Regions from separate parts of the Homo sapiens genome. Here region 2 is linked to region 1. Evidence: read pairs that join two places in POLR2A ChIA-PET (ENCODE). Cell type or tissue: A673. All regions are shown on one strand. Links, peaks and the distances in the headings refer to the core of each region. The heading gives the core; the rest is flanking DNA.

Region 1 (4,399 bases), core at 216-4,215:
AATAATTACATAATAAGCAAGGAAGAAAATTACATAGTTATTACAGTCCTGTGTAGTCATATCTGCTGTATAGTCTGTTTCCTTTGCCATCAGCTGGCCCTGCAACCAGTCAGAATTCTTTTCTGGTGGAGCTGATCCAGAACTTCACTTCCAAAGGGTCTGAATCTTAGTGTCTGTTTATGTGTTGCTGTGGTTTTGCCTTAACTTTTGTTACTGGATTTGATAGTACCCAGAAGCACCTTAGAGAATGTTTTGGGCTCTAAACATAGTCTCCTGTATCTCCGTTAGTGTAGCAGCGACTCAATTTATCCTTAGTAATTGGGAGCAATTGTCCTGGCAAAAACAGTGATCCCACCTTTGTTTGTTATTTCAATAGCATGGAAGTCCCATCTTCCAATTCAGTGGAGCCATTGTTGTGACCTCTGATGAAAGCATTCCTCCTTTGAGAGCTAAAACTTCTAAACCAGCAGCAATCAAAGTTGCAGAATGGAAAAGAAAATTTTGCTGGTTGGTAGTTAACGGTCATCGTGGAGGAGCCAGTCCCAGTTCCACCCCTTGATCCATGTATTCTGGCGAAGAAAGAGTACCCTATATTATTTAATCTCTGTTTCGAAGAATTCCCTACATCCTATAGGATAGCGCCCTAACCTTTCAGAGTGTTGTCTCTCAACTGGCACTGTAACAGAAACTTCAGTAAGCTGTTTTATTAGCCCTGCTGCTTCTGAGAGATGTCACACATGGCAAGACCAATAAACTACGGGCATGAGCTCATTGGTAAACTTCTTTAGCTGAGAAACGAGTTCCTTAATCACAAACAGTATTGTGTAGAACACCCATAAGCCCATAGATCATCATTGTATTCAACTGTTGATACATAACAAATTACCCCTAAATTTAGCAGCTTAAAACAATAATGAGGCCGGGCACGGTGGCTCACACCTGTAATCCCAGCACTTCAGGAGGCCGAGGTGGTGGATCACCTGAGGTCAGGAGTTTGAAACTAACCTGGCTAACATGGTGAAACCCTGTCTCTACTAAAAATACAAAAAAAAATTAGCTGGTTGTGCTGGCAGACCCCTGTAATCCCAGCTGCTTGAGAGGCTGAGGCAGGAGAATTGCTTGAACCTGGGAGGCAGAGGTTGCAGTGTGCCAAGACCGCACTGGTGCACTCCAGCCTGGGCAACAAGAACAAAACTTTGTCTCAAAATAAAATTATTATTTCACAATTTCTGTTGATCAATCCAGGAGCAACACAGCTAGGTGGTTTTAGCTCATGGTATCTCATGAAGTTGCAACTAAGCCACTGGGCAGAGTTGCAGTCATCTCAATTACTTGAGTATTAATTGAGAATGGCGTTGAAGGATCAGCTTCCAACCTCACTCACATGGTCATTGGCAGGCTTCAGTTCCTCGAAGGTTGATGAATTGAGAGCTTCAGTTTCTTGAATGCCACATGGGTCTTTCCATAGGCCTTCTCACAACAAGGTAGCTTGCTTCCTCTAGTATAAGTGATGAGAGAGAGAGAGAGACCAAAATGGAAACCAAAGTCTTTTTTTTTTTTTTTTTGAGATGGAGTCTCGCTCTGTCGCCAGGCTGGAGTGTAGTGGCATGATCTTGGCTCACTGCAACCTCCACCTCCTGGGTTCACGTGATTCTCCTGCCTCAGCCTCCCGAGTAGCTGGGATTACAGGAGCGTGCCACCACGCCCAGCTAATTTTTGTGTTTTTAGTAGAGATGGAGTTTCACCATGTTGGCAGGATGGTCTCAATCTCTTGACCTTGTGATCTGCCTGCCTTGGCCTCCGAAAGTGCTGGTATTACAAGGTGTGAGCCACCACACCCGGCCCCAAAGTCTTTTTAAACCTAATCTCAGAAGTGATATTCCATCACATCCAAAATATTCTAATAATTAGAAGCAAACCACTAGTCCAACTCATACCTAAGGGGATGGGATTACTTAAAGGCATGAATAGCAGAAGGTGGAGATCACTGGGGGCCATTTTAGAGCCTGCCTACAACAGTTATACTGGAAGAAGCACAGACCACTAGGGTTTTGGAATAGATAATTCTTTTCAGAAACAGATCTTGGTTTTCTACGGGGCCCTGGTAGAAACTAAACTTCTGATCATGGGACATCTGGAGACCACATGTCCTGAACTACCCATGATGAACTGGACGTTTTCTGAACCACCAAGATAGAACATTGGTTGAAGGCATCAGCAATCCAACATCAAGTGAAGATGGTATGAATGAGATTCGGTGCAAGCAGATCCTGAAGTCCTGAAGACGTAAGTATGTTGCATGAGAGGTGGCTTGGTTTCCTATAGCACCTATTCCTGCTACAGTGCCATCTCTCTACTAACTCATTGTGGGGAGTTCCCAGTCACCAGCTGACTGAGGAAGAAAAAGCTAAGGCCTGGTTTACAGATGGTTTTGCACAATATATCTGGCATTAACTGGATGCAGATGGCTGCAGCATTATAACCCCATTCAGGGATGGCCTAGTAAGACAGTGGTGATGAAAAATTCTCCCAGTGGGCAGAACTCTGAGCAATACATTTAGTTGTCCACTCTGTGTAGATTAAGAGATGGTCAGAAGTACACATATTCTGATTCATGGACAGTGACTGTTAGTTTGAAATGTTGGGGACTCAGAAAAAAGGTTTTGGTAGATTGGTGACAAAGGTCACCAAAGGTTAGGGGAAGAGACAGGTGGATGACACTTTCAGGATAGAGTGAAAAAAAAATGTCCCACATGAATACTCAGCAAAGGGGATCCACTATAGAAGAGAATTTCAGTAATCAGATGGACAGAATGACCTGCCCTGTGGAGGTGTCAGTCTCTTTCTGCAGTTACCTTAATGCTTGCTCAGTGGCTCCAGTGGAAGGGATCAAGATTATGCATAGGCTCAACATGTACTTCCCTCACCAAGCTTGGTGTGGCTATGCCCATTGCTGAGTGTCTACCTTGTCAACAGCAGAGACTGAGATGGAGCCCTTTACACAGGATTTTTCCCTGGGAAAGAGGAGAAGACTACCTCTTGGCAGGTTGACCACAGTGGAGGAGGTAGCCATTTGTCCTCTGTGAATAGCTTTAATTAGGATATAGATTTGTCTTCCCTGACCGCAATGCTTCTGCCAATGTGACTATCCAGGTACTAATGGGTGTTTTTACACAATATTGCTTCTGACCAAGGAGCTCATTTTTAAGTCGTCCTTATGTAAGGACAAAGCAGATCTCTAAAAGAAAAAAAAAGCCAGGAAGATATTATATCAAAATGTTAAAAATAGTTGTCAAATGGGCATTAGTGTAATATAAGTATTTTACTTTTTTATTTTTTTATTTTCCAAATTATTGTGTGCCTGGAAAAATAAAATACAAAGGCAATTCAAGATAGTTTTAAAACTTCACCCCTGGGAAACTTAGTTCAGTTTCCCTAAGAAAAGATTGCTTGGGCTGGGCGTGGTGGCTCACACCTGTAATTTCAGCACTTTGGGAGGCTGAGGCAGGCAGATCATTTGAGGTCAGGAGTTCAAGACTAGCCTGGCCAACATTGCCAGGCCAACCCTGTCTCTACTAAAAATACAAAAATTAGCTGGGCATGGTGGCATCCCAGCTATTTGGGAGGCTGAGGTGGGAGGATTGCTTGAACCCAGGAGGCGGAGGTTGTAGTGAGCTGAGATTACACCGTTGCACTCCAACCTGGGTGAAAGAGCACTCCATATCAAAAAGAAAAGAAAAGAAAAAAGATTGCTTGAGGCTACTTTGATATTTACTTAATTTTTTCAGAGATGGGGTCTTGCTGTGTTGCTCAGGCTGGAGTAGTTGCATAATCATAGCTCACTGCAGCCTCAAACTCCTAGGCTCAAGTGAACCTTGCATCTCAGCCTCCCAAGTATCTGGTATTACAGGTGCATGCCACCACCACGCTAATTTAAAAAAAATTTTTTTTGTAGGGATGGGGTCTTGCTATGTTGCCCAGGTTAGTCTTGAACTCCAGGCCTCAAACTGTCCTGCTGCCTCGGCCTCCCAAAGGGCTGGGATTACAGGCATGCCTCACAACACCCAGCTGATTTTAATTATGATTTCAATTCTATTATTTTCAAACCACTCAGGCAAAGGCTATTGCAGCCTCATCCACAGGGATAGGGATATTGCTCTATAATCTCAGTGATCCTCAAACTTCAGTGTAATAAGCATCTTCAGAGAGATATAAAAATCTCTGTTTACTCCTCTCCCCCAAGAAATTCTGAGTGGGAAATTGTGGGTGGGACCTAGGTAGGAATCTGTATATTTATCAAAAGACCTCCAAGTGAGTGCCTCTGGTTTAGGTGGTCCACACAGACCCTTTAAGGAACACTGCTCTAGATTTACAGGTGGCTCCACGGCTGGGAAAAATT
Region 2 (4,399 bases), core at 227-4,226, 110 kb before region 1:
TTTTATGAATAAAAAGTTAATGTTTTTAACTAGGAATTAAAATGTACTTCTGATTTTTAGGTTTGTTTTGTGCCAGTTGTCATTTTTCATACACACACACACACACACACACACACACACACGCACACACCCCACCATCAACACCACCACCACCGTCGTTTCTGTAAACCAATCAACAGTGGAGACACTAGAGACTATTATATGAAAACTGTTTATTCTATAGCCTACTGGGAATTGGCCAGAAGTTAGAAGGACATTGGAAATGACTTTTAAATCTCCATTTGAGAAAAAGCATGCCATGAGTCTAAATAACCAATTTCATTTAGCAAACAAAATACAAGTAAACAAAACACAACTTCTCTGATGAATGAAGTGGTTACCATATTTTTTCCCATTGTGTAAAGATAGTTCTCATATGAAATATATCACCTAAGCAGTAGTAATCAGAATATTCTGCAAACTTATTGGGGGTAATTTAAACCCCAAATCGGAAGAATAGAATAAAAGACATAAAAGTCTTTCTTCAAAAGAAAAACAAAACAAAACAAAAAACAATACCCCTTCGGTGTCAAATGATACAGAAATGGCACTGGTTTCCTATATGTTGACTGAGATACTTTTTACTGCATAGCAAATTAAAAAGATATGCTCATCCCACTTTTATTTTTATGCACTACTTTTAGTTCTGCAGAAATAAAAGCTATACTGAATTTAAAACTTTTTACACACATAATCCTGTGCAAACTATGTAATACTTTGTTTGTAGGATATTAACCCAACTTTCTAATATATTTTGTATATGTCTCTTTTTGTTTATTTGAGACAAAGTCTCACTCTGTCACCCAGGCTGGAGTGCAGTGGTGCAATCACAGCTCACTGCAGCTTCGACCTCCTGGGCACAGGTGATCTCACTTCAGCTTCCCGAGTAGCTGGGACCACAGGCGTGCACCACCAGGCCTGGCTAACTTTTTGTATTTTTTTTTTTTTTTTTGTAGAGACGAGGTTTTACCATGTTGCCCATGTGGGATATTTTGTATACATTTCAAAAGGCAACTACAAAAATTGGTTTTTCATATTTCTACAAATATTTTATGGAATGTTTAATATCTTGTAAATGTGGAAGCTGTGACAAATTTTTGTATTTAGAAAGTATGACAATCTGAAAATCAACATTTTACAGAAGTGACACCATTCTGTTGAAACTGGAGTATACTGCACTTATATATCATTATTTCTAATATACACCTAGTTATTAGAGAAATTAGTGCACTAAAGGACAGTGGTGGTTTTTAAAAATGATTTCTTCACTGTGGCAAGTTTGTCCTCCTCTGTCCAAAGCAACAATTGAACCAACAGGCCCTTCTAATCTTATGCCAGCAACACAATGGGATCGAGGCCAGGTTCTTGTGCAATTTGTGAAACCTTTGGTTTGCAGAGTTGTTAGCGTAGTGGCTCGGCTCATCAGCTCTGAGCATTTGAATATCTAATGTTTCAAACTGTTAGTCCTGTTCTGATTTATATTCATCCCTGCCATTCCTATTAACTTAATTACACCTGCCCACAACTTAATTTACTTGCCTTTGTTACTACAGTTTGAACTCCAGCTACATTTTTCTAAGAAATTAAATTGCTAGGTTTTTATAGCTGACTGCACTCTTAGAACTTCTCTACAGACTTTATGATCTTTTTGGACTTTACTTTTTAGCACATCTTAGGAACTATTATGAAGTTTTCTCGCAGCACACTTGAAGTTAAATAGCTTTTTCCAAGTTTAATACAGTTTGATGGCTCTTCTCGGGGTGTAGATGAGTGGGGGCACTTACATTGCCCGTTGGAGGAGACTCTGCCTTCTGCTCAGCCAAAAATCAGTGTGAATCCCTTTGACTGTTCCATCTTTCCCCATATCAAACCTAAATTATTGATCTTCCACCTGTTCTCATTTCTTCTGTCCTGTCTCTTGTTGAGTCACAACAGCTGTTCCCCATGCTCTGCGTGGTAACATTCCACATGGTACTCCATAAAAGCCTGATATAGATGACCTCTCTATAACAGAACTGCAATTATTCTTGTCATGCTTCAGTTGTTTCTGTGGCTCTCCTCTGGACTCTCTCCAAATTCTCCTGCTCAGTTTTAGCAAGCTGGCCTGGAGTTCTCTCACACGGTCTGGCTAGCACAGTAATTTGCTTGTGGTTAAAAGCCTTTGTGCTCAGTACTGAGACTGCCACATAATGAATTTTCATTTCCATTTTATTCTGAACTTGCAAACATCAGAGATTCGTGCTATCTTCAGTGTTTAAGTGGTAATGCCTTTTGTAAAATAAAGGAGGCTGCAGGCCAGGCACCGTGGCTCATGCCTGTAATCCCAAAGCTTTGTGAGGTGGAGGCGGGCAGATCACTTGAGGTCAGGAGTTCGAGACCAGCCTGGCCAACATGGCGAAACCCCATCTCTGCTAAAAATAGAAAAATTAGCCAGGCGTGATGGTGCATGCCTGTAATCTCAGCTACTTGGGAGTTGAGGAATGAGCACTGTTTGAACCCAGGAGACGGAGGTTGCAGTGAGCAGAGCCGAGATCGCACCACTGCACTCTAGTCGGGGTGACAGAGTGAGACTCCATCTCAAAAATTAAAAAAAAAAAAAAAAAAAGCCTGTGGTTATTTTGATGGGATAGCAAGGATAACATGAACCATGTAAGGTTTGGCATAAATAGTTCATAGTTGACCTGGTCTGTCTGACTGTCTGAGATGTCACTGAGTCATTTGATGACCTTGAAATGCTAAAGCATTGGAATGAATGTCTGTAGATCAGGACAGAGGTGGGTTCAGAGAACTATTTAGGAGACATCTGGGTGGGAGTTGTGGCCAACACTGATTACAGGTGAGCACTGGGGAAAAAAGCCAGGATTGCAAGGAGTTAAAGATCACCCATTCAAGAAGTTTGGCAGAAGGAGCAAGACAGGAAATTTATTCATTTAGTGGCAGTCAGAGGTAACAATATAAGAAAAGCATTCTGAGTCTTCTTTTAGGCAAACTGAAATTTGCCATTAGAGAAGGGAGTTCTTTGTTTTTCGTTTGTTTTAGGGACTATTTAAAAAATAAGAACATTTGTGTCTTATTAGTTAAGGCAGCACTATCCAATAGAATTTTCTGTGATGATGGAAACAGTCTACATCTGTGCTATCTGGTATGGTGCTATAAGCCACATGTAGCTATTTAAATTTAAATTTAATTAGTGTGGCTACTGAGCAATTGAAATGTGGCTAGTATATCTGAGTTGAATTTTGATTAATTAAAATTAAAATTTAAATTTAAATAGCTACATGTGGCTAGAGGCTACTGCATTAGACAGCTCAGAGTTCGAGTTTTACTAACTAGACTTGCAGATTAATCTCAAAATATTAATGTCTTAAAACAATAAAAGTGTATTATTCAACTATCACATCCAAACCAATTGGTGCTAGGGTGTAGGGAGGGGAGCATTCTGCTCTGCCTAGTCATTTGGAACACTGGCTCCTTCTATCTTGTGTGGTGCCATCTTCAACCTTGAAGGGTGCATGTTGGAGGGGAAGAGATAGAATATGAAGAATCTCTTGAGAAGTGTTATGGGCCATGTCTGGAAATGGCCTACATTACTTCAACCCATATACCCATATTCTAATAGTTACAAATAAATGACATGGCTCTACCTAACTGCAGGCTGAAAGAAAAGGAACAAGGTTTATGGACACATAACATTACCCTGCCACAATGAAATTTGTAGAGGTCTGGGATCAGTCTCTAATACCTCCTCCATAAGGAAATGGAAATAAATTTTAATCAGTGTGCTAAGGGAGTAAATCTGGTACAGTTCTGGATGTGAGGAAGAGACTGAAGGATCAAAGTGGGGCAATGGGGGTTCAACATGGGGCAGGGATCAGGAGGAAGAGATGGAATAAATAATAGAGGACAGAAAACAGTTGGTATTTGCTGATGGAGAACCACTTCTCGGAAAGAGAAACAAAAAGAAAGTGTGAGAATAGAAATTTTGAGGTGAAAAGGAGAGAAATTCAAGGTTCTTAGATTGAATCACTTTGTCTGCTCTGAGGTTATTTGCTTATTATGACAAGCCTGGGAAGACGTTTGGGTAGGTGCTTAAAATTAGAAGAAAAGACCCGAACAGGTACTGTAAAGAGTGCCTTGGGCATGCGCTGTAGAATTTGGAAGGCATTTGTTTCAGACTAATCTGGTAATCCAGATATTTCACAGAAAGTGTCATGTAAATTCAAATAGGTATCTTCTTTTTCTCTTGATAAATATTCCTGTGGTAAGCCATGGAGTTCTGTTAATCTTCTGTTTGACCAAATAACTAGGATTGGGAATTTTAACTTAACCTTTTACCTTTTACCATAATTAAGGTGCCAGT

Evidence for each region. ChIA-PET counts read pairs that join two places held together with the same protein. Peaks named below come from ENCODE experiments on the same cell type or tissue, not always from the same donor. Only the 100,000 strongest peaks of a DNase experiment are listed, where the experiment ranks them.
Region 2: POLR2A ChIA-PET joins it to region 1 with 10 read pairs; 3 of 35 experiments call an interaction of 5 or more read pairs at or near these places.

Annotation. Positions count from the first base shown.
Region 1 is chr1:100,300,513-100,304,911 of GRCh38, forward strand. No RefSeq gene overlaps it. Among named protein-coding and RNA genes, the nearest start is that of MIR553, 21 kb to the left of the region's middle. In A673, for the core only: no CTCF peak of the experiment used is centred there; no DNase peak of the experiment used is centred there.
Region 2 is chr1:100,186,727-100,191,125 of GRCh38, forward strand. It overlaps DBT (dihydrolipoamide branched chain transacylase E2), which reads right to left. Exons shown (of 11, transcript NM_001918.5): 11 at 193-4,399. Among named protein-coding and RNA genes, the nearest start is that of LRRC39, 11 kb to the left of the region's middle. RefSeq lists an enhancer at 1,939-2,088. In A673, for the core only: no CTCF peak of the experiment used is centred there; a DNase peak (open chromatin) is centred at 2,145; H3K27ac peaks cover 895 bases.